2 separate regions of the Mus musculus genome follow, and region 1 is linked to region 2. A link is a loop called in an ENCODE intact Hi-C map of the cell type or tissue named here. Cell type or tissue: gastrocnemius. All regions are shown on one strand. Each heading gives the region's core, and the rest is flanking DNA. Links, peaks and the distances in the headings are about the cores only. Region 1 holds the start of Gm12796 (a long non-coding RNA gene). Region 2 overlaps Jak1 (Janus kinase 1).

Evidence for each region. Hi-C counts contacts between places; a loop is a spot of excess contacts. Peaks named below come from ENCODE experiments on the same cell type or tissue, not always from the same donor. Only the 100,000 strongest peaks of a DNase experiment are listed, where the experiment ranks them.
Region 1: it touches region 2 in a loop (2.3-fold over the local background); 7 of 42 quality-filtered maps call a loop at or near these places.

The regions. Positions count from the first base shown.
Region 1 is chr4:101,284,757-101,300,825 of GRCm38, forward strand. Gm12796 (a long non-coding RNA gene) reads right to left here and starts at 10,930. Exons shown (of 2, transcript XR_003955080.1): 1 at 8,329-10,930; 2 at 6,932-7,764. In gastrocnemius, for the core only: no CTCF peak of the experiment used is centred there; DNase peaks (open chromatin) are centred at 7,435, 8,401 and 8,660; H3K4me3 peaks cover 2,083 bases; H3K27ac peaks cover 2,481 bases.
Region 2 is chr4:101,193,849-101,208,840 of GRCm38, forward strand. Jak1 (Janus kinase 1) reads right to left here. Exons shown (of 25, transcript NM_146145.2): 2 at 1-15. Among named protein-coding and RNA genes, the nearest start is that of Gm24468, 15 kb to the left of the region's middle. In gastrocnemius, for the core only: a CTCF peak has its summit at 4,674; DNase peaks (open chromatin) are centred at 4,710 and 6,054; H3K27ac peaks cover 3,720 bases.

The DNA of each region.
Region 1 (16,069 bases), core at 3,985-11,984, 95 kb after region 2:
GTCTGTTACGGGCTGTCAGGGGCTGCTGAAAGGACAGGCACAAAATCGTCTGGTGTACTCTAAAGTAACCAGTGTCTACAGATGTTGCTGAAGCTTAGAAAAATAGAACGTGCTGGAGGCCAGAGGCCACAGGTGAGCTGTGCAGTAAAACTCCACAGGCCTGGGAAGAGAGAGTTTCTTTGGGAAGCTGGCAGTCACTCTGAGCCTCCACACATAGGTTCCTGCCTCACCTAGGTTCACAGTCATCTAATCAGCCAACCATGGACTAAAACTTCCGAGACCATCAACCAAAACAAACACTTCTTAAGGGAAGAAAGGCTTCATAGGAAACCAGCTCTGCCAAGACTGTGTTTATCCAGAAGAGTAAGAAAATAAATTTCTGTTACTTAAGCTGCCCAGGTTTAAACAATACAACAAAGGCTTAAATAAACCCAAACCAACAAAACCAGCAAGACTCCTGTCTCTCCATCTCAGCAGACCGGGTGTCCGGGTTGTGGGGTTGTAGTTGGGTTTAACACTTAGCCACATTTACGGTGAACTTAATCACCCTACGAGAAAAAGCAGGATTTTAAAAATGTCCAGGACTTTTCTCACCTAGTACCTTGCCCTGACTATCTTCATGGCTTTCTGGATTTTCCCATAGACAAAGGTGCTTCAAAAATAGTAACAAATAAAAAAATGGTAGGCCTTGGGAAGCTTAGGTTAGGAGGCAGTACTTTGTGATTTGTTTTGTTTTTATTGGCTATTCTGTTTATTTATATTTCAAATGTTACCTCCCTTCCTGGTTTCCCCTCCAAAAACCTCCCATTCCACCCCCTCCCACCTCCATAAGGGTACTCCCCCACCCACCTATCCATTCCTGTCCCACAGCCCAATCATTCCCCTATGCTGGGGTATCAAGCCTTCACAGGACCTAGGACTTCCCTCCCATTGATGCCAGACAAAGCAGTACTTTGTTATGACTGCCCTAGGAGAGCAATACAGAATCTGCCGCCTAGTGACATATTGGTGGCATATTTTATTTCACGCATTGCAGTTTATAGTCCCAGAAATAGTTCTGTTCCATGCCTTTTCGTATTTTCAACTCTTGGTAAGATATCCTATTAGTTTTTATAATTCCCTTGATTCCTTTAGGCTTTTTCCAGGTTTTCTTTTAAACCCTTGATTCCCTCTCCCTCTCCCTCTCCCTCTCCCTCTCCCTCTCCCTCTCCCTCTCCCTTTTCCTCTCTCTCTCTCTCTCTCTCCACCTTCCCTCCTTCCCTCCCCCTCTCTCTGTGTCTGTCTGTCTGTCTGTCTCTCTGTGTGTTTTCCTTTCTTTCTGATGGGTGACTTTTGAGCCAGGGTTGTCCAGTGTAGCTCAGGCAGGCCTTGGACTCGCCTCCTACAGCCACTCAAAGGTCCCCAACTCCAGAACATTCTGCAGAAGCTGTACTGTACAGGGTTGGAGAGTGAGCTCAGAGTTTGGGAGTGAGCACCACTCTAGCACAGCCCCAGTCCAGTTCCTTTCCCAGCATCCTGTAATGCCAGCTCCATGGGATCCAGTGCATCTGGCCTCTACAGGTACCTTCACACACACACACACACACACACACACACACACACACACACACACACATATACCACCCCCCACAGGCACATAATGACAAAACAAAATAAAATCTTCGGGGTGCTGGTGACATCTGCCTTTAATCCTAGCACTCAGGAAGCAGAGGCAGGGGAGGATCTCTGAGTTCAAGGCCAGCCTGGTCTAGACAGCTGGAGCTACAAAGAGAAGACCTGTCTGGAAAAAAACAAAAAAGTAAAAATAATAAAACAAAAAATAAAAATAAGTAATTAAAATAACTAAAAAAAAAAAAAACGGTTATTGCTTAGATCATGTTCCTGTCAAGTAAATCCAATGTCTTTGAGGACAATCTCTGCCCATTTATTTTGTCCCTTTGAGCCATGCCTTCCTGATTCCTCATGGTTTGCAGGTTGCTGTCCTCAGGTGTTTCCTCGTGTGTGTGGATGTCTCCGCACCACACTCCCTCTCGGGATTGTTCTAATGAGGACAACAGTCATGTAGGATTAGGCACCCCGCTGCAACCATTCTAACTTATAATTTTAATTAAATTAATTTAATTGCCAGGGACAATAAAGCTTACTTTCAGCAAGGCTATCAACACGATATTGAAAGTTCTAGTCAGAGCAACTGTTGAAACAGAAATAATAAAAAGCACCCAAATTGGAAAGAAAAATCAGCACTATTTTTATGTTATTAAAATCAATAATCCACACACGAGCCGCTGGTGCTCACAGGTATTTCAGGAATATTGCAGGTTTCAAGATGAACAAAGATACATCAGTTGTTTCTATACCTTAGAATCCAAGAAATGTATACTTAGTACTTAAAGATCAATAAGGAAAAAGAAATCTATATTTCAGTGGCATAAAAAAAATACAAAATACCAAAACGTGTATTTCACCAAGGAGGTGAAATATTACATACCAAAACCTGTGCATTCTTGCGAACAAGGCTTAGGGATAAACAGAGGCAGTGTGCATTCACTGACTGGAAGACACACAGCAATCCTTATCAAACTGCCAGTAATGGGGAAAGTCTATTTTCCAATCCAGATGTGATTGAAGGAGGTTTGGAATTGTCAAAACAAACTTGGGGTGGGTGTGGGGGAAACAACGTTAAAGGACTTATTACCCCTGGTTTCGAACTAACTCTGAAGCTAGACTTATCAAACAGTGAAATACTGGCATAATTAGACTTATCAAACAGTGAAATACTAGCATAAGGATGGACGGATGTGCAGGTCAATGAAATTGAACTGAGAGTCAAAACAGAACTCATTTTTTATAAGAGTCACGGGGAGAACGTATATCTCTTCCACAGATCTTATCGGCACAACTAAATTTCACAAGCAAAGACTAAAACTGGGAGATACTTGCTTCCCAGTCCGATGACCTGAATCGAACCTTCAGAACCCACATGGTGGAAGGGAAGAACTGGCTTCAGCAGGCTGCCTTCTGCTTTCCACACATGCGTCCCCACCCCCAATAAATAAACAGGTGTAATTCAAGAAAAATGTTAACTGTTACTTTTAAAAATGAGGTTAGACCTCCCCCTCATCCCATACGCAAAAATTAATTCAAAATGAATCAACATTCTAAATGTTAAATCCGTTAGGAGAAATAATCAGACAAACAAACAAACAAACAAAACCACCACAAGATTCTCACCTCTCTATCTTTGCAGGCTAGTCTGTTTGGGGGCTCTCTTTAACACTTGGCCAGACTTACATTGGACTTAGTAATCAGCCTGTGAGAAAAACTTTGGGTTTTAATTTTTCCAGGACTTTTCTTACCTAGTACCTTGCCCTGGCCATATGCATAGCTTTTTAGATTTCCCCAAAGACAAAGGTGTTTTAAAATAGTAATAAATAAATAAATAAATAAATAAATATAGAGTAAATCTTGGAAAACATAGCTTGGTAACACACTCCATTCTTGTTCGTTGTTTTTAGCTCCTATGTCTTCTCATATCTGTGTTTGTGTGTTCAGTATAAGCATAGGTGAGAGTGTGGATACAGGCCCATGTGCAGCGCCCAGAAGAGGCTATTGGGTGCCTGATCTACTAACTGTCTGCCTTATTCCTTTGAGGCCCGGTCTCTCACTGCGCCTGCAGCTATTATTGTTCAGCTAGGCCGATGGCTGGCAAGTCCCAGCGATCGTCCTGGAAACCAATCACGGGCAGGGGTTATAAGAGTGGTCAGAACCATGCCAGGCTTTTTCTGTAAGCTTTGTGAGTTTGGAAGCAGGTCCGCACGCTTGTGTGGCAAGGGCTTTGTCTCACGAGCCCCTTTTCAGACTCTTGACAATGCATTCGTGCATGTGACACCAGAGCACAGAATAAAAAACTGAACCTCAGAAAATTAAAAACTTTTGTTCTTCAAACAACATTATTAATAAAGCTTAAAACATAGAAAATGGGAGAAATCATACATCTGCTAAGGGTCAAATATCTAAAATAGATGAGTGTCACCGTGAAAATATCCCAGACACACAGCCCTCGCTCTCTTCTTTCCATTCCTAAAATACATGAAAATGTAGGTCACGCTGTAGCCACAGTATCGATACACTAACTTTCCCCAAATGAAGTCCAGTTCCTTCAAGAACGGTGGCAACATCGAAGACTCTGGCCACACTCTGAGCCTGATGGATTGCACATAAGGGGTCCTAGAAGAACACTAGTTAAACTGAGAGCTTCAGAAGCAATCTGCAGTGGAGACTACAGCACTACCCTAGTGCTGGTTTACATTCTGGTGCTGGGTTCATGTGTGGGCTTTGTGTCGTGGTCAGGAAGGAAACTTGGGGCTCTGGCACTCAGTCTCCATGCTGGAATAATAGGCCTAATAGTCCAGCCCTGCCTACCCTCAGGAACAATTGCAGTGGGATTGAAGGGTGACAGTGTACACACTGCAAGTGCTCCCTGATTCCCAAGTGCTAAACAAACAAGACGCGTGTGCCTGCTTCAGCCTTGACTCTACAGAAGCAACTACCGCTCTGCTAGGACCCTCTCTATTCTAGGCTGTTGATAGACACTTCACTCTTTTGGTGCAGGAGGGGTAGAATAGGAGAAACCAAACCTGTGGGTGCTAGCCATTTCTGACAAGATCATCTATTCAAACCATCTAAGCAATTACAGATAAAGCTAAATACCATTTGCAACCTGCTGCAGAGATTGGGAGTGATGGATTGGTAAACTGAGAAGAGGCAAGAGGTCTGTGCTCCAAACTCCCATTTGCGATAAGGGAGCTATGTCTGCCAGGCTCGCTGAGAGGGAGAGGTGAATGTGATCTGTAATCTATCTTATTTAGTGTTGTTGGCTCCCCTATCACCCCTTCAAACAAGCAGACACTATCGATGGGCTGTAAGTGGAACTGCAAACGTGGTTTAAGAGAATATTGACAGTCTACATCAATGAAGCTTTCCCAAGTGAGAGACAGTTACATATTTTAAAACCTAGTGTTCTCTGTGCTTATTTCTTTGCTAAAGAGGAAGGCAATCCATTAGTGATGAGAAGACACATGAAAAGGATAAAAGGATAATATACATGATTGCAGCAGCCAGATGAGTTCCCTTTGTGTGTGTGTGTGTGTTATAGAACAATTGGTTGCATTTGAGGAGTCTTACACATTAGAAAATATAACATGCTATCTTTCATTTATTAAAAAAAAAAAAAAGTATGTACCAGCCAGAAAGATGGCTCCCTGGGTAAAAGTGCTTGCAACCAAGGCTGATGATCTGAACTCCATCCCCGGAACTCAAATAATAGGAGAGAACTGGCTCCCTTAAGTTGTCCTTTAACTTTCCCATGCATAGAGTCATGGTCTCATACATGCTCACATGCACACACATACAAACACATGGACAAACATACATACACACACAAAACACATACAAACACACAAACAAACAAACATACACACACAAAACACATACATACAAGTAAATAAATAAATATATAAGATTTCATTTTTAAAACTTAAAAAAAATGAATAGAGGCTGGAAATGGTTCAGCCGTTAACAGTGTGCACTGCCCTTCCAGTGACCCAAGTTTGACTCCCGGTACGTTCACTGGATGGCTCTAGAGGGGATCTAAGACTTCTAGACTCCAAGAGCACCCGAAATCTCAAACACAAAACAATTCATTTGTTAGTTTGTTTTTCAAGACATGGTTTCCTCTGTGTAGCCCTGGCTGTCCTAGAACTCACTCAGTAGACCAGGCTGGCCTCGAACTCTGAGACTTCGTTTGCCTCTACCTCTCAAATAATTAAATAAGTTTTTAAAGGTAGGGGGAAAGACATTTACAAATGTGATATACACTGTATACTGTCTAAGTGTTATGGGCGTGGTGGCTGGTGCCAGTGAAATCGATTGATTCTCTGTAGTTCTCAAAACTCCTGGGAAATGTCCTTTTAAAATTTCCCTCTCCTCTCTGCAAGGACGTTATGGGGTCCACTGAAGTCAAAGATAAGTGATGAAATCCAGCTTCACTATCATCTTTGAATTACTCTTTTTAGTTGCTATGTGAATAAAATGTAAATTTTATTCTGGGGCTGGGATTGAACCCAAGACCCCATACACAAAGCTCTAACATTCAGCTACACTTGCAGCCCAAACTTATCTTTTCTTTTCCTTTCTTTTCTTTTCTCTTTCGCTTCTCTTCTTCCCTTCCCTTCTCTTCTTTCTTTCTTTCTTTCTTTCTCTCCTCCTCCTTTCTCTCCCTCCTTTCTTCTTCAGCATAACAAACTCTATCTTTTTCTTGAGTCCCTGCCCTCTTTCCTAGTTTATTCTCAGTACAAGAAGTTACATAAGACAACACGCCATTCCCCAAGTCAATGAACACATACCAGGCACCTAGGGCACTGTGTTTCTTCACCAGAATGCCCACTGTGCCCTCCTCATTCTTCTGTATTGTTCCCTGAAACCTGCCGATCTGGAAACAAGTCTTTTCTTAATCTCAGGACCTGGCGGCACAGGGCTTTAACATTAGTGAGACCACTGACAACAACGTTTATTGATTTCTCTGCTGTGGTGCACTTTGTCTCCTGGAATATTTGTTGTGTGATACTTAGAGATACTTAGTGAGTATACGGTATGGAAAATCTGGGCAAACTGGTGGAAATAGGAGCAAAAAGCAATAAAGCAGGACAGGCCTGGGGGGAGGGCAATGCTTATCAACCCTCAATTAATACACCCTGTAGGAAATTTATCTATGTAAATAGTTGAGAATGCCTTCTAAGATCGAGCTGCAAGGCTGAACACCAAAGTCCTATTTAAACATCATCATTCAATATACAACCTTACGTTCTTCGATGGGGCATTGGTTAAGTAAATGCAAAATGCATAGTAATCATTAACATATGCATGGAACATATTTTTTAAAGTAATATTTAAACAAGAAAATGTTAGTAAATGTTTTGGTTCTTGTGAGTTCATGTAGTACGGTTATTAATCATGCTGTTAGTGGGTCTGAGTGCTGCCATTTCAATTTTTTTTTTCATTCAGGTTTTGAAAAAAATTACCTGACTTTTTAAAGACTAGTCATTTTATGATTAAAAAAAGATTATCCAAACAGCTGGGATAATTTTCAAGGTTTTATGATTAAAACAAAGAAATCCTCCCATTAGCCTATTTTGCTTTCCTGATAAATGTTTCTCCAAAGTTCCGTGTGCACCCTGAAACTGCTACAGGAGGGCGCCTCAGAGGGAGCGTGCTGTGCTCAGCTCAATTTACTGGACTTTGCACAGCTGGAACCAGCTGCTCTGGGCTGTAGCAGTTCCTGGAGTTTGCAGGAGGCGCAGACAGGCCAGCTCGGAGCTCCGCAGCCCCACGCTGTGTCCCCGAGGCCCGCGCTGGCAAGCGGCCTGCGCGTTGACTCCACTTCCTCTGCTCGCTTTCCCGGAGATGCCCGCCCACGCCACCGCCGCCCTGCCGCTGAGAAGTCACGCTCCAGCCTCCGAGCTGCTCGGAAGCTGCCGCGAGGGAAGGCAGTGGCGCGTGGACCCGCGAACTGACCAGAATAGCCCTAGAATGGGACCAAGAGACGGCTGTAGCTGTCGTTTAGTGAGATGACACCGGGCTTACGTTGAATTTTCTGTGGACTGAATTCGATCTTCCGCCTGCAAGAGCCAGCGTCGATCGAGGCTACTTCAGGTCTCCGCCGGGTGTCACTATCAGGAAACCCAGGCCCAGATGTTTCTGAGAGCTCTGCCAAAAGGAGGGCGAAGTAAGCCCCTAGATGGGCAAACTCGTAATTTCAACTCCCACTTCTCTCCTTTCCCCATCTCTCTCCGCTCTCCTTTCTCCTCTGTCTCTCAGTTTCACTGTGCACCCCAGGCTGGCCTGTGTCTATCTCGCTGCAATCCTCCCTCCTCAGCCTACTGCTGGGATAACTGGCAACTAGTTCAATTGGTGCCTCTGTTTCCCCAAATCTTACTGAAAATAGTGACCAGATCTGTGGAATGCTATCCAGCTCTTCCAACAAATACCATGATACCACCCTAAGGGCCCCAAAAGCACACACACAGCCACCGGAAACAGAACTTAGTTTCGGGTCTGGGCCAACGCCCTATACACTTGCATCTCAGCCACCCGTCCCATATCTAGCCTGTCCCCGGACTTCGAAGAGAGGCTAATAACAGTATGCATGTCTCAGGATCTACGGCCGGAGGAGCGCCCAGGAACCCGCGGGCGTATGTCAGCGAGCCTGCACCGGGCGCTGGGCAGCCCTGGGTCCTGGGCCAGGCCAGCTTTGGCGGCGGGGAGGCGGACCTTTTGATCCCCTCCGCAGAAGGTCCCCGGTTCGGCTGCACCCCGCTGAAGCCGCTGGGAAGCTAGATGTAAAGAGTTAGCGCGGTGGCCGCCTCCCCCACTTCCTGCGGGGTCCCCCGCCGCGGCCCCATTGCACAATCCCTGCCGTGCAATCGCCCCGTGACTCGCACCCAGCCTGAAATGGTTCCCAGGTTTCCAAGCCTAGCAAAGAACCGCGGCGTCCCCGCCCCGACCTCAGGCGCACTCCAAGCCGTATTTCTTCGGGTGACTGGGCCGCACTTTAACGTCTAGAATGCACTTGTCAAAGAAGGGCAAGTTCACGCAGCAGCCACCAGCTCCAGGCTGGCGCCGGGTGGCTACAGCTGACTTGGCCCTTCTCCGTGGTATACCTTCAAGCAGCACGTTTTGGGGGTGGGGGAGAAACAGGCATGTGCCATAGAGGAAGGAGGGGGAAGCTGTATTGCAGATCTTCAGGAATCCGCCCTGACACCGACGGTGGACCCAGGAAGCGTGGAGGCAGCATACAGAAGACTGTGTCAGTAGTCCACGCCATTATCTTAGAGACAGGAAACCTAGAAATTAAATGGTGTGCCTGAAGTCACCTAGCTAATGTAGACTGCAGGCAATGTCTGGGTTGTAGTTGTAAGGACGAGGTGGGGGATGGTTTCCTTTTAAGAAAATAGTGCGCCTTCCTTAGCAATCACTGCAACTCCTGACTCCACATTACAAAAGGAAGCAATAAGTCTAGCCCCTAAAAGGGCTAAATTTGGCAGTGTCCCGGGAAGGTATCAGCTACTCATTTCAGTTATTTTCACCAGTTGAGAGCACTCGAAATATCGCACAAAATACCTAATGAAAAAGAGAGGGACCACGAACGTTTCTCCAAGATCAGATCTAAAATGCCAAGTTCCCAATAACATTACTTTGATGATTAAACTGTTCAGTGTTCTGCCGATGTGCCAGCTGGTTTCGGAAGTGAATTGTCAAGTGAATTGCTCTATGCTGGACTGGATCATTTAGGCTTGGAATAGATTTGCTGCTCATCTTTCAGAATATTCAGTCTGAAAATATACGGGACAAGGACAGACTTACAGGCTCGCGTGTTGTCTTTGGCATTTCTAGGGTGACCATGTATAACAAATGTTTAATTTGGGCACCAGATGCCAAACAAATAGATGTGAGGATCAAAGGAACCCAAATTAAAAGTGGTAATCATGGGCTGGAGAGATGGCTTAGCAGTTAAGAGCACTGACTGTTCGTCCAGAGGTCATGTTTTCAATTCCTAGCATCCACATAGGGGCTCACAACCCTCTGTAATGGGACCCAATGCCCTCTTCTGGGGTGTCTGAAGAGAGTGACAGGGTTGTCATATCATAAAATAAATCATTTTTCAAAAGTGGGAATCATGAATGAAGTGATTCTTTTATGGGTTGTAAAAAACTTTCTACAATGATGGTTATAACTCAGTTGTGATAATGTAACCCAAACGAAAACTCTTGGCTGTGAAGGAATTATGTGATGGCATCTCACAACTGCCTTAACTGGAGCTCCCAGGGATCTGTCATCCTTGCTGATATCTGAATGCACCTAGGCACACTCCCCACATACATAAATAAATAAGTAAATATGAAAATAATTTATAAAGTTGATCAAGGTGGCGCACGCCTATTATTCCAGCACTGGGCAAGCAGAGGCAGGCGGATTTTGAGTTTATCAGCCTGGGCTACATAGCAAGTTCCAGGTCAGCGTGGGGTATACATAGCAAGACCCCATCCAAAAATAAATAGTAAAATAACATAAAATTTATAAAGTAATAATTAGATACTATTTGTCGGTACAAGATATAAAACTGAATCAGTGACTCTGAAGAGACTAGACCTAGATTCAGACACGTGTAAATAAGGCCTGAAGAATCTTTATTTAAGGAAGGGCCTGTCAGCAAGTAGTGCTGGAGTAGTATAACTTTAAATATTTTCATGTTCTTAAATGAGTATAAACGATGAAGAATTAGGAACAGGAATACACTAAAGCTCAGACATGTATTCATCAGGAAATTTCACGTGGTGCTTGTCATTAAAGGAGATGGATAGAAGACTAACACAGTTTCTTTGGGGAAGAAGAAACTCAAATTATCATCAAACCTATGAAGAGATCGTCAAATTTGTAAGCAAGGATGGAAATCCAAAGTGCAACCTCCCCAGGACATTTCTGCACACCTAACAGACAATTCCAAGTGAGGAGGAGTGTTGTGTGACAATAGAAACTCTTGCACACTGCTAGTGAGCATGTGACTTTGTGCAAGCACACTGAAACACAGCTTGAGGTTGCAGCATGGAGTTGTTGCCTAGCATGCACAAGGCCTTGGGTTAAATATCCAGTACCAGCAAAAATGAGAAGAGGAGAAGGGAGAGGAGGGAGAGGAAAGGAAAAGCATACAGACTAATTTCTATAGCACCATTGTCCATAATAATAAAAAGAATTGAAAGCAATCCAAGTATCTGCCTAGAGTAGAATATGAAATGTGTCTTCCCAAGAGGGGAGGTTACAGAACATGAAAGTAATGGGCTAACATCTGCATGCATTAGTGTCCATGAAAAAAAAAAAAAAACAGTGCTGGAAGATGCGAGTCGGAAGAAATGTTATGTGTTAGTTCATACCGGGAAGAAATGTTATGAGTTGGTTTTATAATAAAGTCCAAAATGGGCAAAACCATTTTTTGGCAGTGGGATACGGACAGGTGATGGTTATCCTATGAAGGAGTGATTATTCTAAGCTTTGGGACATTGATCACTAAAAGGTGTTGGAATCCCCCACCACCTTCAGTAACTCAGCAAGGGACCAGAGTTTGCACAGGACATACCAAAACTAAGTTTCAGCACAGAGGAGAGGTATTTGCCCCAGAGGGACAAAGGGCAGGGATGGGGGAGGGCAAAACCTGCCAGAGCTGTGTTTGCCATGCTCAGGCCTCCTAGAACCCTCCAGTTACCTTGCTGGGGGACGGAGGGGACCAGTTGAGGTCTCTGAAATGACTTGTTGTGACTTGGAGGATGCTTTAGGAAGAGGCTAGACGATGCTCATGTTCATTTTAACTCTTTAATATATATATATTTATGCCTTATATATTCTTCTATGAAAAACTTAATTATATTTATTTCTTTTGGGGGGCGGTGTTGGAGAACAACTTGTCAGTGCCGGTTCTCTCCTTCTACCATGTCGGTCCTTGAAGTCAAACTTGGCAACAAAGCACCTTTACTCACTGAGCCATTTTACCAGCCCCAGTATGATTAATTTTGTTAAAGTCACAGTTGGCTAAAAATAAACAAATAATAACTTCCTCTGGAAGTTTTGCTCTTAGAAGCTGGAGGTTTCTTTCTTAACCAAACCAAGCAAATTACAATTATTGTGTAAATTTACCAATAAATACGATTGGTGAACTCTCTCCAATGGGCAGCAGCCGCATTCATGTTAAGATATTCCATAATTAAGTCTATTTCACCAACCTTTATGACCACACCATCATAAAAAGTGAGTAGTAGATATTTTTTTTCTAGCAAGAGAGATCTTATATCTTCCCAAACTTTGATACAACAACAAAACTATCCTGTTGCACGTGACATAGATCGAATGTTATTTGGTAAAATAAACTCCTATTTGGTAACTGATTATCAGTCCACTAAGCACTTCAAGTGGTTCCCTGAATCATGAACTTGGCTTTCCCATCTCTGCAGTCTAGAACGTTTGCACAACAAGCTGCATTAGAAGTTTTTCAGTGTGTTTTTCTCTTTGGAGTCTCAATAAATGCAGCTTAAGTACACAACATAAGGCAGACCAATATATATGTGTTGTTAACAAAGAGTTCCTCATCAGATGTCCTTTCACGTGCTTGCTTTAGCAAAACATCCTCTTTCCTGTGTCTGCTTCGGCAAAACGTCCCTCCACGCTTCTGCCTTAGTCTTTCACCTGTATCCCCTTCAGCTAATCGTTCCTTCACATATTTGCCCCAACAAAACACCATCCAACCAACTTTCCAAAGAACCCATAAGTTTCCACTTCACGTTGGCCAACTGTTTATAAGCCCTTGAACTTAAACATACTGTCAACAATCACATCCACACCAGAAGGCTTTGCCACCGTTTGAGCTTCAGCCCAGGGGAAAGCTGACATGGTTCTCACCAGGTTGACCGCATGCCCTCATTCAAGGCCTCTTCCACTCCCCACAGACACTCGTTATATTAGCTAAAACCGTGCACTCACCCAATTATACTTTATGCACAAAGAGTTCGATCTTTGTAATGTAAATTGATCAGAAATGACTAAAGTATAGTGCACCCAATTTAATCCACTAAGTAATATTTTGTCTCTGCCCCTAAAGAGAGCCATCCAAAAATGATTAAAGTTTCTGAAAAGAAAAAATATTGGACATTATTTTTTAAATGGACATTTCTTCTTTGCCTAGTAACGTTAGAGAACCATTATTTTGAAACAAAGGAACAAAAATGGGTGGCCGAAGTTCCAAGTGAGTAGACTTAATAGCTATGCTTGCTGCTATGCTTGCTGGGAGCTAGCTGATCCTGGAAACTTTCATAAGCCTGTGGAGGACAGCCTTAAGGGAAGATACAATGGGATCCACTGTGGTGAATGAAAATAGAGAAAATCACTGTGAGCAAGTCTGGCATCAGGAAGGACCCAAGATAGGAGTGAGGCTTGGTCCTAGGAAGAACGCAGCTCAGCGTGGTACTGGGCACTCTGCCTCTTGTCTCCCCTCTGTATTTCTGCCAGCTCAGAGGGTCTCCATTAAAGAGCATTGTCATTCATATTTCTGGACCCCCGATGGATCAGTCGCCGAGTCATCCCAGGGATGGCTACTTGGTGAGATGCTGAGCCTTGCTCTAGTCCCGTCTCTAAGTTTCCAGGGAGAGGCTGTGCTTATGATTATGGCAACCCCAGTTTGGTGACAACTAGTCCTGTAAACCCAGGATAGCGGAGAATGTTAAGGAGAACGTACATCTTCTCTCATCAAGAAGAGAAGCTGGGCAAAGCCACAGAAAAGCCTCTGCCTCTTCTAGCAATGCTGAGTGGAAGCATTGGACTAGAAACAGACTCATATACAAGTACTATGAGATTCAACCCAAGGTGTTGGTTCAGTTATTAGAGTGCTTGCTTGTCATCCTCCTGCCTCAGTTTTCCAGCCTTGGGTCACCATGCTTTAAAATAGAAATGTGGGTCTGAAGAGCTGGTTCAGTTGTGAAGAGGTGGCTCAGTGGTTCCAGAGGTTGGATTCCCAGCACTCACACAGCAGCTCACAGTTGTCTGTGTCTGCAGATCTGGGGAATTCTGACTTCTGTGGGCACTGGGCACATGGTGTGCATGCACACATGTGGGCAAGCCATCCATCCGTACAGAATAAACTAAACAAAAGTAGAATTCATGTCTGAGAGGACATTCAGGAAGCTGTTAAAGTGGTTTCCTCTGGGGAAGGAAGTGGCATTAGTGGAAAGGGGCGGGCGGGGCGGGGGGGGGGCTCAAGTGATGCTGCATTTTACACGTTCACACCCTTTAAAGGGAAAATGAAAACAAAGTACATCGTTTAACATTGCATTACAGATACAGATACATCTCCAGTTAGACTGGAAACATATGCTGAGCCTCAGGTTAGAATAGCACGCCGTGCCACTCTGCTGGGGAAGTTTACGTTCAACAGCTAACACCTGCTGGGCTTCGGGCACTGGATGAAGAGCCACGTTTACTAATTCCTTCAACACATACAAGGCCCCAGACACTGGGTGCTATAGTTCTTGAATCTCACTGACCAGGGAACCGAGGCCCAGAGAGGATGTTAACATCACCCTACAGCTAAGTGGCAGAGTTCAGATCCTGGCTCCAGGGATCTGCTTTTTGTTTTTTTTGTTTTGTTTGTTTGTTTGTTTGTTTGTTTTTAAAGTCAGTGGTTTTTTTTTTTTTTTTTTTTTTTTTTTTTTTTGTAACCTAGGTTGGCCTTGAACTTGGTGTCAGTGAAGATGGCCTTGAATGCCCTATCTTCCTGCCTCGACCTCCTAAGTGCTGGAATGACAGATGTGTGCCATAATGCCCAGTTCCCCCGTCTCTGCTCCAATCACTTGTACTAAACTATACCGGTACAAAAGCATTCTGTTCTTCACTCACCCCCAGGTCATGGCTGTCCCTTGTGTAGTCTATGAGAAAGTTGTTACTCATCTCTCAGAGGGCTTGGAGATCTCAGAGGACTTGGAGATCTTGTTTTCAAGTCCACATATCCACCAGACTTTTGAGTTCAACCAGGCAATGAGTCTCTAGTTTATTCTCATTATACCTCCAGTAATAAGTGGTTAATTTTAAGTGCTATGTAGTGATTTAAAGTGTCTTCACATGGTTTGGGGTTTTTTTGTTTTGTTTTGTTTTTGACATAGTTAAATTCTCCTATCTTGGAGTGTTCACTGAATTTGGTGATTTTTAAAAATATTTTTATTTTATATACATCTGTTTTGCCTGCGTGTATGTATGTGTGAGGATCTCAGGTTGCCTGGAACCGGTGTTACAGATGGTTGTGAGCTGCCATGTGGTTGCTGGGAATTGAACTCAGGTTCTCTGGAAGAGCAGCCAGTGCTCTTAACTCCTGAGCCCTCTCTTCAGCTGATGACTCACTTCTAATAGAGAAAGTACAATGAAGGAGGCAGTGTGCAAGTTTAAAAAGTAGGATGTGACAGTCACAATGGCTCAGATCCATGGTCTTCAACCTCCCTAAGGCTGCCACCCTTGAATACAGCTTTTCATGTTGTGGTGACCCCCCCAACCATAAAATTATTTTGTTGCTACTTCACAACTGTATTACTACTATTATGAACAGTAATGCAAATATCTGATCTAAACAGAGGATATCTGCTATGTATTCCTTAAAAGGGTTGTGACCCACAGGCTGAGAACCACTGAGAGATAGCACACTCTATCTTCCCTGTCTCTGTCTCCCTCTGCCTCATCTCCTTGTCTTCCTCTGACGTTCTCAAGGAGAGCAGATGTCAAGTCATGAGGAAAGGTTTATGTGGAGAGACGAGGCCTCCAGCAAACACCTGGAGAGGTCCCAAGGGTTCCTGCTAAGGACCTGTGAGCTAGCTTGGAGGTTGAGTCTCCAGTTTTCGAGAAACTTCCATATGACAGCCACCAGCACTCTTCAGGACTGTGACATCCAATACCCTGAGCAGAGTCATCCAGCTCTGTGACTTACAACCCCAGCTCCAGGGGACATGGTGCCTTCTTCTGGACTCTGTGTGCACCTTCATGTTCTCTCTCTCTCTCTCTCTCTCTGTGTGTGTGTGTGTGTGAGAGAGAGAGAGAGAGAGAGAGAGAGAGGAAGAGAGAGAGAGGAAGAGAGAGAGAGAGGAAGAGAGAGAGAGAAATTGGTCTGTTTTATTGAAAACAGGACTTCTGCTGGAATCCCTAAATCTCTTTCACAGTGTGAGGCTCTTCTGACCTTTAACCTTTGATGGAAGTCATTGCCCTGATGTCCCAGCTGGATCGCTTCCTGTTCTGATGATGGAGTTAGGAAAGTGAAGCAAAGAGAAGGATTCTTGATTCCAGGACTAACTCCCAAGGCAGGGAAGGTTGTGCAGAAGGCTCCGGTCAAGAGGGGGTTAGGGGAAAGGAATTACAAAAGAAACTGTTAAGGTTAGTCTGCAGCACCTGGGGCGGACCCATGTGAGGAAAGAAAAGAGAACAACAGTACACTCAA
Region 2 (14,992 bases), core at 49-8,048:
CCATTCAGAGCTGATCTAGAGACAAAAATAAATCAAATCAGAGGTTATTAGATTTAAAAATAAGAAGGTATTTTCACTAAGGAAACAGCAGAGCCCATACGTGTAGGAAAGTGCATTTAGAAGAAAGGGGCAGGCAATGACTAAGAGAGACACTGGGAAGGCAGAGTCAAGAAAGGAAGGCAGCACTTTTGCTTCCAGGTGTAGAGTGCCCTGTCCTCTGAGCAGCCATCTACGCCTCTCTCCCGATGCCAGGAGTGCCAGTGCAGACACCAAAGGAGCTCATCCCTACAAAGGGTCTTTCCAACAGCAGCTGTCAGTGGATGGACTCAAAGTTGGCTTCTATTTATTAGTTAGAACATTTTTATCAGAATCTGCTTGTAGAAAAGTACAGCTCTGGCCAGCACAAGGCAGGGATGAGCAAGGAAGCAAGAGATGAAAGTGGTTAGCAGCAGTCTCCATCATCTTACATCATCACCACGGGAAACAACATGAACAAAAACCCAAAAGCAAGAGAGTACCACAGGACCTGTTGTGTTCCTCCCACTCATTTGCTGATAGGCTAGAGATAGTAGAAGAATCCTTCCTGCATTGGCTGAGGCTTTAGTAAAAATTATTGATGGTGGGAGCTAGAGAGATGGTTCAGCACTTAAGAACATTTGTTCTTGCAGAGGACCTGCACAGTGCACAGCAGCATCCACATGTGTCACATAACCATCCACAACTCTAGTTCCTGGGGATCTGAAGGTAAACACATGATGCTTAAACATATACTCAAGCAAAATATTCTAGCCACAAAACATAAAATAAGTTTTTAAAAAGTAATAACCAATAGGCCAAGCAGGAAATTTTGTGTGTAAATTTTGATATGACAACTTCTGTTTGGCAACTAGGATACAAGTACCTTCAAAAATACTGAAATAACAAGTCAGTTTTCCTTTACCTTTAAAAAAAATGACAATACAGGACAAGTGCTTGAAGACTACTAGTAGATACACTGTTTCATGTGACACTGGAAAATCACTAAATGATAAGTCTGTGCTTTGTGCAGAACCAGGGCTTCAAAAGCCACAGTTAGAAGTCTTCCATCCACTTTGCATGGCTTTCCATATCGTAAAATGAACTAACTAGGAAAAGAGCAAGTTGGTCCCTGCCCATGTGGAGCTTATCACCTGCAGAACAGTAGAACAAGACAGAGACAGACAGACAGACGGACAGACAGACAGACAGACAGACAGCATACACAGTGTGATACAGCCTGGGGCTCAGGGAAGCAGGAATACAGAACTGAAATGTGATGGTTGGGAAGAGAGTGAGAGAGGAAAGTTGAAAGCACCAGCAGGTGAAGGCAGTCTGAGCAGAAGCATCAGCGTGTGCAAAGGCTGGCAGTGAGAACGCTCGTCTGGGGAAGCCTACATTATTCCTTTTCACACTGGGCATGAGCAAAACTTGCTAAGGGCACAGCTGCATGCCTTTACCAGGCACGGAACTCTGCTTTCAAACACAAAGAAACTTGTTCTAAACCAGGAAAGGCTCATAGACTTAGAGCCCTTTAGAGCAGAAGAGATTTTACTGGTCCCACCAGGCCAAGGTTCCTTCTATGGGGGCTACTGCATAGACACTTTTAGTACTTACTAATCTGCTCCTACAACCAGGATGCCATGACAACCTATAACCATGGCAAACGTGTTTACCATTCTTCAATATCTGCTGCAAACAGCACTATCCAGAAAGCACCATCTGAAACAGCAATACTAGTGTATCTCATCTTCAAGCTGACCTCCAGTGCTGTAGCTCAGATTTGTAAGACAATCTGAACTCTGAGAAACAAGGTTAGCTACAGGATTCTTAGACAGTACACAATTTTACTCTGGCATTTTGCATGCTGAATTAATACAATGAACTCTTAGAGAACTGACATTCTAATAATAAAAAATAAGTCACACAGCATTTAAAAAGCATGCTCAGACCTACACTAAGCAACTCAAGCATAGCACTATGGATCTACTTTCAAGAAAGGATGGCTGCCCCTATTCATGATGACAAGTCATTTTGGTGTTACATTTGTACAATGGCTTCATCCAAGAAACATTTCAAAAATAAGCCAGACTCTGATTTACCTGGTCACTTGTAGAGAAAGCAGAAAAGGAGTAAAATCATTCATTGGCTTCAAAAACCAAGTCAAGTTTCTCACTACAAGAGAACATCTGCTGTGCCAAAAACACGGGCCAGCAGTAATCATAGAATGTCATTTAAAAGACACACTTTACTGAGAACTTCAAATAATTGTCAAGCTTAGAAAATGGAACCAATAAAGATGAGCAACCCATAGTGTCTAGGTGAAAAGCAGTGAGCTTGTCTGCCTATTATACAAGCAAAGATGTAAAAGAAAAATAGCCGTCATTCAGTGGTAGAGAGTTACTTTGTTGGTTTATGCAGGACAGAAATCAGAGACATTCTACAGACTTCTCGATTCTTTATCACCGTCTTATGTATGTGGCAGTATCTCTGATAGTTTCTGACTGATGGACAAGTAAAACAAACAAAACAGTTTTGTGAGTCTAAACACAGCCAACTCAAAACCACTTCCAAACAGGCAAAGTTCCAGCACCTTCTATATGACAATCCACATAGCTCCTGAAGTTTTAATATTTGTATAAGGGATACAGAGACTACTGAATTTTAGATGGAAGGCAAAACAGAAAGTGAACTAGACAGTTCTAATGCTCCAGAACGCTATCATCAAGTGTACCCGAGCCAAAGGCCAATGCCAGCTTTGTCTAGCAAAAAGACTGAGTCATAACTAAATCAAGGATAAAAATCTAAACAAAACACTGCATGTCCTAGGTGATTTCCACTGCAGAGACTATCTTTCCAGGTGCCATGGTAGATGCCTTTTAACCCCAGCACTTGGGAGGCAGATGCCTCTTTGAGTTAGAGTCCAGTCTGTTGTAAATACTGACTTTCAAAAAGATAAGATCTAACCTACAGTGAGTTATTTTAAGGAATCAAAAACCTTTCTAAAGCAGAAAATAGCAATACAATGTTGACAAATTCAGAGAAAATGAAAAAATACATATATATAATTTCGAATACTCCAGGCTGGGAGCCTGCTGGGAAGAACGCAGAATAAACAGAATCCTGGTCCCACACTGAGGAATAGTCTGCTGAAGGTTAAGTACAAAGGCTGGAGTTCTAGTGACCTGAATGACTTGAATCTGGCTTCCCTGGCAAGTTACTTAACATCCTCAATATTCACAGTACAAGTGAAGAGATAAAAATAGGATTTATTTCACAGGACCGGCAGGAGCTAAATATCACAAAACAGAATTCAACTCTCAGGAAACCTTTGATTTTGACCATAATTTCTGTTCATCTGATTATGGTTATGGATACAGTTCTGGTCAAGGAGGAGCCCCAATATGCACAAAGTGACTTCACAAATTATGACAGAGTAAACCACTGGAACTTCAATCTGTAGGAAGTCTGAGCTATGTTGGGCTAATCAGTATGAGGGACAGCAGTCCTAATGTGCAGCTCCGGACTCAAGGACCTTGCCCTTTCCTTCAGTCGCCACCACCCTGTCTTCTCTGGCTGTTTAGTAGTTTTCAATCTAGCATCCACCTCGGACACTGATGTCATTGCAAGTCTTCTAAAGGTACTGTCAAAAAGAACCCATCAAGCTGGGTGTGCTGGCACAGGCCTATAATCTAGCACCCAGGAGGCTTGGAGGCTCACAAATTCCAGACTAGCATAGGCTACAAAGTAAGTTTGAGGTTAACCTGTTCTGTACAGCAAGGCCCTGTAGCAAACAAACGGGAGCTGCAAAGTCATTAACTGCCCCACCCTGACTATGCTCCAGCCCACCCCTCCAGCATGGCAGCCACCCTAGAGGAATAGCAGTGTTCTGCTTCCTCAACACAGGCCTACCTTGCCTGGACATGGAACTTTCTTAAGGTCTTCACACACACAGGCCAGGAAAACCATCTGCTGTCTTCCAGTTGCACGACCAGTGCCTCCTACCCACAGCATTACAGAAAGACTTTCTCTGTCTCTCCCGAGACCCCAGCACTTCGTTTCGAGATGGGTAACATTCTGCTGAGAGCTCAGCAAGAAACCGTAAAGCTGCTGGATTCTAGCCAAGAGAATGACATAATATAAATACAAAACTTGCATTTTTCCCTGTCAACGAGTCAGAATTATAGCTTTTCTCTATGCCATTCCTGTCACACAGAATCACTTACTTCTAACTATAGCAGCGATTCCAGGAATACCACACAACAGTAAATGCTGCTTCATTTACAATAAACTTCTAGGGATGAGCAAATGATCAATGCCAAGTCAATGGGTCGGCTCTGCCTTGTTCCCAAAGAACCTGCTTTAGTCAAAGAGGAGGTCTCTGACAGAGCAAACAGTACTTTGTTTAATTAAAGTCAGTAAGTGTCTTCCTAAAAGCCACACTGCATCAAGATGCTGGGCAGCTCCATTTTGCTTTACTTTCCCTCTTTTAAACTAATTAGCATTAATGTATCTATAATGTTATTAAAGAGGCCATGATAAGATTTAGAGAAGCCATCTCCACAGTTCTCCTCGAGGTCAAAACTATGGTGGCAGAAGTGGATAAGCAGAAAGGGGAAGCAGGGCCAGGCTTGGCAGCACAGCCTGTCATCCCAGCACTTAGGAAGAGGGGGCAGAATAACCATGAGGTTGAAGGCAGCCAGAACTCCAAGGCAAGTGCCAAGCCTGGATTACATAATGAGGCCATGTCTCTAAATGGTGCTGGGGGAGGGGTGGAAGGGAGACGATGGACAGATACCTGGTCTCACTCAGCACTTCCTAGACACTTATCTAAAGTACTTGAAGCATCTGTCCCATAACAATAAAGCCTAGCATTTATTTACACATTCTGTCCCTAGTAGAGGCTTTCAAATCTTTGACAATATTGAGGATTCACAGTTCCTTCAACACATGAAAAGGCCTGGCTTACGACATTCCAGGGATCAACTGCCAGTAAGTAGCACACCTCCTTGTCCAATGCCTTGCTGGATTCCTCCTGGAAAAGATGCAGGCTGCAAGAGATCCAAAGACAAACAGGGAACACAGCATGTTCACCAAAGCCTTGAGGCTTACTTCCAGCTATTAAAACAAACAGGAGCCTCACTATCTGGAGGAACACTTAGTAGGATGCCAAGAACTGGCAGTAGGGAGTGTGTCGTCAAGAAGGCACAGTGTAAGGCTTGGGCTTGGATGTCACCTGGGAGAGGAGCAGCTCCCAGCCTGGAAACATCAAAACTGAGAAGGGGAGATAGGTGTACAACTGTTCTGGAAAAGAGCGGGAAGAAAAGAAAGGACGCCCAGCATGGCATCAGCCTGGACCAGGAAGATGGGGAAGGAGCACATAGGAAAAAACTGGAAGGAGTGGATATTACGGAAAAACAGGGAAGGCTGCAAAAAACTCTGCGCCAGCCTGTCCCGGAGAGACAAATGGCCAGGTCTTGCCTAGTTTTGAGCAAACCTTCTAGGATCTCAAGACTCAAGTTCTGCAAGGTGAAAAAGTACTGGATGGGCTCTAGGGCTCCCTACCAATGGAAGTATCTTCTGCATAAGCGCGAGGAGCTCCGTTCAGATTTCCAGCACCCATGGAACAGCACGGTAGTGCCCAGCTTCCAGGCAAGCACAGGAGAAGGGCAGAGAGGAACCCATGGTGCTCACTGCACAGCCTAGGGAAAATGATGCCTGAAGTTGGCCTCTGGACTACACACACATGTACATGTGCAAACAAATGTGCAAGTCCATACACAGGGGAGAGGGCAAAGCAAATATGGGAAAGTATATTGTGCCACAAGTTGACAAATTTTTACTAATGTTATTTCAACAATGTCATGAAAACAAGGTCACAGAACCTTGCTTGCCGTCAAAGCCCTTGGCTTTGCCTGAAGGAAACCACACTTTGACCACTTGGCATTCTCAGGTACAAACCTGTCACTTCTTAGTAGGTAGGGGGAGAATGAGAGTGAGGGGACGGCCCCCACTGCTGGCACCACAACCATGGCTCATCAACACCACCAGCTGGGCACTCTGCTTCCTGCATGGTTCCCTGAACACTCAGTACCCAGAAGGGAAGACTACCTCAGCCCTGCAGCCTTGTGGAAGACCACCTAGGAGACCCCGCAAGCAATTCAGACAGATGAGGAGCTGGGAAAGTCCCCAGCACATCTACTGCGATCTAACATAAGTTGGCTGCTGCCTCAAAATAAGATTTAAATAAGAAAGTCAGAGAAAATGGAAGAAAAAAATTTCCCTCCAGGGACCCCAGCATTTCTCAGTCAAGAAATTATGATCAATATTTATGGTTACACTTCTTTCTTCTTCCAGGCTGGAGATCAAACCCAGGGTTCCACCCAGTCAAAGCAAACACATCCACCACACACACACACACACACACACACACACACACACACACACACACACACACAGGTCTTAAACTAACTGCAGTCACAGCTCTGAGCAGATGGCACTGGTGCCATACAGAGCACCTCAAGGCTCCAGCCTACTGCAGCAGCCGGTAGAGCTGAGACCACCCTTCTCTTCCCTACTCCATACCCATTTCCTTCAGCACAGCTGCAAGTTCACTCTTTATATCTGCAGTGAGACTGCAATCCAAAAATGCAAAAAGGAAAAAGAGTCTAACCCTCACTGGGTGCCATTCACTAGTTTCAATGCTACCCTATTTTCTTCCATCTAATATTCTTTTAAAATGCTGAAGACTGAAAATAGATTTCACATTCCACTAAGGAACAAGGATCTACAGTTTGAAAATCACTAGTATAAAATACTCAACAAAATTACAAAGAGTAAATTTTTCCCTATTCCCATCTTTATTTAATATGTGCATCTGCCCAGCTGAGTATAAAACAGCAAGCCACACTTCCTCTGGAGCTCACCTAATTGTTCTTCACCCACACTAGGAAGCTAAAGACACTGCAACATAACTTTCTGGGTAGGGCCTGAACACAAGAGAACTCCGTCTTCACTAGTGTCCCCTCCTAGATAGTTACCTTCTAGGGTCAACCATGGTTCCCCAGAGCGCTAGAAACTACATCTCAAGGCTGGAGACCCATTTGAAGTTCTGCCAATTGCCCCTATCCTTACCTGTGGTGTATTTCCACATATGGTCACACTTCCCAGTGAGTCTTGACAGAACTTGACAAGCTCAAACTCTATGTTATTTACCTTGCATCTGGTCAAAAATTTGACCATACTTCAACCATCTTTCCACTGGAAAAGGGAGAGCAGTCTAGTGTGTGGCTGTCAACAGGAACTATGGGTGAGTTGTGAGTTCTGGGTGGCAAGTGGTATAATTAGAAGTCATTAATTATTTCTTAACTAGAAAAGGTACCCAGAGGCATCTGTCCTGAGGTAAAATTAACTTAATGAGACACTTTGAGATCTTGTGGTGAGGTTCCACATAGGTCTACAGCATGCCTACATCTATCACTCTGGTCAAAAACCTTGGTCTATCTAACAGATAACCCTTCAATTGACTGGCTATTCCATTTACTTTTTCTGCTTTTTGGTTGAGGGTGAAGGACAAGGCAGGAAAATGATACAAACCCCAGCCACAGTGTGTCTGGTCTGTATTTTCTATGGAATCAAAGTATAAAAAGAGGACGAGGATGGATGGTTTGAAGAAAACATTATGGTAGGGTATAAATGCCTAACTGGGTTAATATAGCTAGAGAAATACCTCACTGACTCCTGCACCTCTTTAAATAACACAAACGCAGAGTCATCAGGTAAAGTCTGCATGCAGCTTAGTGGGAAGAACAGAACACAGTAAAATAGTCATCAAAGCCACACCTCCTAATGAGGCACAGTGACTGATTGCCAAATGTACAACACACCTGACCAAGACCAAAGAGAATGCTGTCAGTGAGCACAGAAGGTGCTAACAGTCAAACCCAAAAATTCTGAGGGGAACCAACATGGGGAATTTGGTCAGGACAAGAAGAACCTTAACACCTTGGTTCAAGCAGCTTTTAATTTTCTGCAAATGAATTTTCTCTTGCAATAAGGATAATCCTAAGTGTTTAGTTTATTTTTTAATTCTGTAGAAGATAAATACAGATGATAGATAGGTAAGTGATAGACAGATAACAGATATATATGGCAGACAGATATGTCTGGCAAAATACCTGGCCCATGGAAAGAATGCAATGCTCTGACCACTGCAAAGGAAGTGGATAGAACATGAATGGAGCCTTTAGGGATGGGAAGACACAAGAAATGTGAGAATACAAGCTGATTATGGGAAATACTCTAAACAAGAAAACTAGGAAGAGAACAAGAAGACAGAATGGCAAAGCATAAAACCCTGACTGAGGCTGAACAGAAGTATACAGAGATCAGACAAAACTAAGGGAGAAGTCTGGCCCAGGTTCCAGAGGAGCCCAAGTGCCCACTAAGGAATTGGCCTTTTTCCTACAGATCCATCTCCTGAGAACATGCAACCCCCTTCAGCACAAGCAAATCCTGTATGCATACACGTGCTGTGTGAGGGCAGGGACTCAGAAGGTAGCAGGGAAAGTACATGCACAGGATTCTTGAAGACTGATGAAAATGGCATGCGTCCTTCCAAGCATCACTTCACTAACAGATGCACATCCGTTGCACTACCATGCTGAGAGCTCCCCTACCCCACAACCCCCACCCAACCCTGGCACCAGCTCTGGAGTAAATATCCAGAGACAACAAAAGTGAGCTCAGCAAATAACCTCAAATATCATTTGTATATTTCACTCACAATGTGCACATGCACGCACGCACGCACGCACGCACGCACGCATGCAGGCACACACAAAACATTTGGTTGGATAAAATAAAATGAGACGCTAGAGGTTTTCTGTGAGTCAAGTGTAAATGTGAATGAGTCAGAACTTTCCCACAGCTTTGGTCCTGACTGAAGGGCAGGGTTGGGGCTTCACTGACAGACAGTCTAAGACAGCATTCCACAGCTGGTGACTCAACCTCCACTGATCCTGCAGCCCAGATATGCATGCTCGGGAGGCTGCTCCTAGGAGTAAGTGAATTACTTTTACCACACATTCTCCTAACACAGAGTCAGAAGTCAGAGGACAGGACATCTACTACTCAGTAGTGCGGCTCACCCAGACCTAACCTTCCTACCCAGAATTCAATGCTCTGATAACAAACAGACATGCAATCTTTTCAGATCTCTGAATATGGCTGTGTGTACAAAACTTATGTTGAGTGAAATTGTATCTGCCTTTGTTGGCTCAGAATCCCTCTCAGACCTTCTCAGGTCTTCACCTTGGGATCTGACCAATTTCACTTGAGCAGAACTGGGGAGAGTGAAGTTGCAACTAATGGGGCTCTAGCTGCCATTCCGACCCTGTCGTTCTGTTCCAGGAGTATGTAACAGGTTTCATCACCTATCAGGGTCTCTGATGAGTGCCCAGCCAGGTATGATGACTTCTGAAACCTCACTGAAGCAGTGTTCCACATAATCCAGCTGTGGACAGATTGGCAAGTGTGTGCTACAAACCCAGGCCCCTAAATAAAATCAGAACTTCCATGATGCCACCAAAATAAATTCCAATAAAGGCACGTCTACTTCTGAGCATTTCTCTAAGAGAATACCAAAGAGCAACATCAGCTCAACTGTTTGTGTCCACAGACAAATGCAAAAATCAATAAATGCAGCCAGATGCATTATATATAGCATTATTGAGTACTGAGCATAGGGCCTCAGAAGTACTAGACAAGTACTCTACCACTGAGCTACATCATCAGCCCTCCCTCCCCTTAAACAAGTTTCTATCTTGAGACAGGATTTCACTAAGAGGCCAGGCTCTGAAGAGGCAGAAACGGTAAATGTCTGTCAGCAGATAACCAGGAGATGGGTGGATACACAGTATGACATGCTGCAAAATAATAAAATTCAGGTAATATGGTACAAAATCATGGGAGTCTAAGAGAAATAAGTCTAATATTAGACTTATTTAAACTCTTTAAATTAATTATTTAGAGTAGTCAAATTCAGAGCTAAGTTTTGGGGCACCCATAGGATTTGGACAATGGGGAATAAAGGTTGACCATTTTATGATGAAGTAAGTCTAGAAGGATTACATGGCTTAATGCCAATGACTTACACACATCATGTACAACATACAGTGTTTAGATTGATAATTTTATGCTCATTTTGGTACACACAAAAACACTAGAGGAATATGGTCCCCCACTGATATGGAAACCTATTCCAGAAAGACCAGTTCTTTGAGTAGACATGATGCATCCCCTGGGTTCACCTTAATATGATATACCATAACAAAACAAAAGAAAAAAGTTGTCTAGGTATAGTGACTCATGCCTGTAACCCCATCCTAGGAGGCTGAAGTAAGTGCATCATGAGTTTCAGGCCAGCTTTTCGCATGAATGGATGAAGAAAGGAGTAAGGCATGATGGGGGCCAGAAAGTCTCATGGTTTAGAATCACAGAAGTGCAGCCTAATTGTGGCTTTTCATTCACAGGTTATGTCAACTTGGACACAAACCCTAAGTCTCCAAGCCTCTTTTGTCTATAAACTAAAAACATTATCTTGTTTCTCCATGTTGGCTGTATTATAAAGCCATTGGTAGGAAAAAGAGGACTGTATGGTGACCCTAACTGACACTTCTTGTAAAAGTTATTTAGGGCAACCACTTTTGTTCTAATCTGCACACCTGACTTGGAGCAAAGATCTTGCCCAGAACTATCCCATAGATGATCACGGTTCAAAATCTCATCTGTGCTTTCTTCATGGAGCATCCCGGTTTCCCAGGAAAGCTCCTTGAGAGCACAGACAAGATCACTTTTACTTTACCACCTGCAAACACAGTTCACTGGTCCCATGTCCTGAACCCTTGAGGTATGTATTTGTTCAACATTTACTGAAATGATTTTACATGGCAGGCACTAAACTAGATAAAAAAGGAGTAAGAAAAATAAAGCCTTTCATATGGAAACACTTTTTAAAGGTTGGTGTAATTAGTAAATCAGAGGCAGAAAATGTCATAGCTATTGGTGACATTAGTGACTAATTCATTCTACCTACTCATATTACAAATGAGGACACAGACCATAAAAAAGTAAAATATCAAGCTTAATTTACATGAAATGACTTAACCAAAGAATCATCCCAAGCCACATTTGCTGGAACTCTTCACAATTCAATGCAGTGGTGTTTGTCCTAGGGCACAGTGCAGAGAGAGAGAGAGAGAGAGACAGAGAGACAGAGAGACAGAGAGACAGAGAGACAGAGAGACAGAGAGACAGACAGAGACAGAGAGACAGAAAGAGAGGAGGGAGAGAATCAATAGTAAAATAAATAAATATAAATAAATAAAAACTAATGGAGGAGCTAGAGAAAGCACCCAAGGAGCTAAAGGGATCTGCAACCCTATAGGTGGAACAACATTATGAACTAACCAGTACCCCGGAGCTCTTGACTCTAGCTGCATATGTATCAAAAGATGGCCTAGTCGGCCATCACTGGAAAGAGAGGCCCATTGGACACACAAACTGTATATGCCCCAGTACAGGGGAACGCCAGGGCCAAAAAAATGGGAATGGGTGGGTAGGGAAGGGAGGGTATGGGGGACTTTTGGGATAGCATTGGAAATGTAATTGAGGAAAATATGTAATAAAAAATATTAAAAAAAACTAATGAGTTAAACAGAGTTAAATAATTCTTAACAGCAAGAGTCACAAGCATTTGACATCACATGGATGTGAGTATTCAACTTCTGCCAAATTCTTTCTCAAGAGCCCTCTTTTCTAAAGATGGGGAAATGACACAAGAGTATCATTCTTTAACATAAACTGGCCTCAAATTTTCAACCCTCCTGCCTCAGCCTCAGCTTCCTGAGTGCTAGGACCACAGGTATGTACCACAATGCTAGGGACCTCTTCTTTGATGGAATGGGTAGTTGAAAGAGTCTATCAGATGGTCTCTGTACCCTCTTGCATTTAAATTCCTAAAGTTCATCAGAGAGGGTCTTATCTCCTGGGTACATGACAAAGCACAGATTTCAGAGATGACATCCATCATCTCTTTCCTCCCCCCTAACCTGTACTTGTTCACATAACACATCCTAAAATGATACAGACAGAGGCAGGAGTTCAAATCTAATACTTCAATACTATCAGAGCAGACTTCAAAAGCAGGCAAAATGGAAGTTTTTGTATTGTTACTTCTCGTAAATGTTCTAGAATTAAATGCCTAGGGAAGGTGACATTTATCTGTTACTCAGTAGTCCAACTCCTTAGGACAAATCTTTGAAGTTATGCTGAGAGCAGGGGGGGCATAAAGGCAGAAGCACAAGGAAAGAGACACTAAGTGCCCAGGGAATGAGGACCTTCCAGGAGCCCCTCCCAAATGATCTCAGCTTCCATTAGCATAGATTTTAGTTTTCTCCTTTGGCCTACTTGATTTTCCTGTCTCTACCCCAATCTCTCTACATGTCTTGTCTTTTCACCATGGGATTGGCTGAGTTATATGACACACTGGCAGTGAGCCACAGCGTCTTCCCAGAACAGAGCCCACTTTTCAGGAAACCCTGCCTGGTTTCCAGAGCCAGAGGATGGCAGAGAGGGGAAGAGCTGAGTGGGGAAATGGCAAGTTCTAACAGCATTTAGGGATTTGGGAGCCTTAGCATGTATCTATTCATAAAAACATGCTACCAACTCTATGCAATCCATAACTAATACACATATATCTTGCAAATATATTTATCTTCATATACATTTTCTTGAATACAACAATCTTGCTCACAGTGACAAAGGTCACAGATCCTTCTGCATTGTATTTACTCACACTGAAACACCATCCCATTGGAAACACACAGCACTGTATAGTATGACACTGTTACAGTTCTCAACCTTCCCAGTCCCCATCCACATTCCTCGGTGTTGAACAAAGTCCATACTGAAAACGTCTGCTAGTTATCAAACCTACAACTCTCACACAATATCACAAAACAGATTCAGGAGAAATTTCAAGTGGAAAAATCATTTCTACACACAGCCTTCCTATGTTTGTGGATATAATTTAGCAAGAAACAACTGTTATAATTTGAAGGGGAGAAAAGTCAGGTTCTGGTGTCTCCAGTTCAGTCAAGTGTTCAAGTGGGAGCCTCCTCTCTTCCCAGTCCCAGACACTGTTGGCCTAAGGCTCAGACTTGCACCTTCACCTTCTCTCTGTCTTCACTGAAAACCAAAGCCATCATATCCAGCTTGATGATGCAAAAACTACTTCTCTCAACACTCTGATCTCAAACATCCAACTACCTTTTCAACATCTCAGCTTAGCGTTCACACCAACACCACTTCTCTCCTTAACAGCAGTCACCGTCTCAGACGCCAGTGTTCACCACATTGTTTGAACAAACTCCCAGCTGTGTCTTGACACAGCTATGGCATCACATCCCATGTATGAACTGTTATTAATTTTATCAGTATTAGCTTCAAATGTATCCCACAGTCAACAATTCTCACCGCTACAGAAACTAAGTATCCTCACTCAGTCTCCAGTCTCAGTAGAAGCACCAAAATGGCAGGAGCCGTGACGGTTGGATTTGTTGTAACTGCTGTGTCTGGCACAGTCTTGACAAATATGAATGAACACTCAATAAACAGCACACGGGAAAGACTGTGTGAATGCTGACTCAGAATAGACAACAGAAAATGTTGGTCCTGAACCCAGATCTCTGCTTCCACTGTGCATGCTGCCCCTGACTTTGAAAGAGAGGGGTATAGGCTGCTCCTTTCTTTCATTCTGTGCTTGTGGTTTCCTTTACCACCCTGGCAAGTAGACAAATTCAAACGCTTTCTTCTGTTAAGTCTTCTGCTCTGGCCAAGAGGAAATGCTGCAAAGGAGTGGGACATCCATGGGACAAGGACCTCAGCCTCCCCAGTAACCTTTACAACCAGGTTTGTTTGGGGAAATTTTTCTTTTCAAAAGCAATCTGATTCTTAGGTTTATTTATTTATATTTTACATGTGTATTTGTCCGCATCAGATTCTGCATCAAGTGTGTGTCTGGTGCGTGAGGAAATCAGAAGAAGGTGTTTTATCTTCTGGAGCTGGAATTACAGATGGTTGTAGGACTCCAAGTCAGTGCTGGGGATCAAACTTGGGTTGTCTGCAAGAACTGCAAATGCTCTTAACTTTTGAGCCACATCTCCAGCTCCAGGGAAAATCTTATTTTAAAGAAAGAGAGGTTGGAAGACTGAAGAGACAGTTCAATAGTTAAGCACACTTGCTGTGTAAGCATGAGTGCCAGGCTTCAGGTTCTAGCATACACATAAGCAGGCCATCCTGCATATGCGTATAACCCCAGCTCCAAGGAAGTCAGAGACAGAAAGATTTCTGGGGCTTGCTTGCTTCCAGCTTATCCCAGAAAAATCTAAGCCCCAGGTTCAGGGAGAAATCCTGCTTCAATAAAACAGGCAGAAAGTGACAAAAGGGGATATCTGACTCTCTTTTCTGGTCTCCACAAATGTACACATAAACACAGACACAGAGAGATAAGTGAATCTTGGGGGTAGGGAGGGTTAGATTAATCGTAGTGACCAATGGTGGTAGCTGTGACAACTGAGAGGCAAAAGCAAGAGGATTTCCATTCTAGCTTGGGTGATGCTGTAAATTCCAGACCAGCCTATTTCACAAAACCAAAGAGACAAACTAGAGATAGGCTATCACTGATTGGAGCATGATTGGATTCATCTACCCAATCCAGAACAGAAAAATCAGAATGTAGGGATAGGAGCAGGCATTTTAGAGGCAGAGACATATGTATCCATTGTATAGAAATGTCTTCATACAGTCCTGCTGGTGCTCTAAAAAGGAACAATGACCAGAAAGTGAAAAGGCTAAAATAAGTTCTGTAGGAAAGTATCAAACTGCTGTAGTGTTGTTATAAACCTGTCAGCTTTTA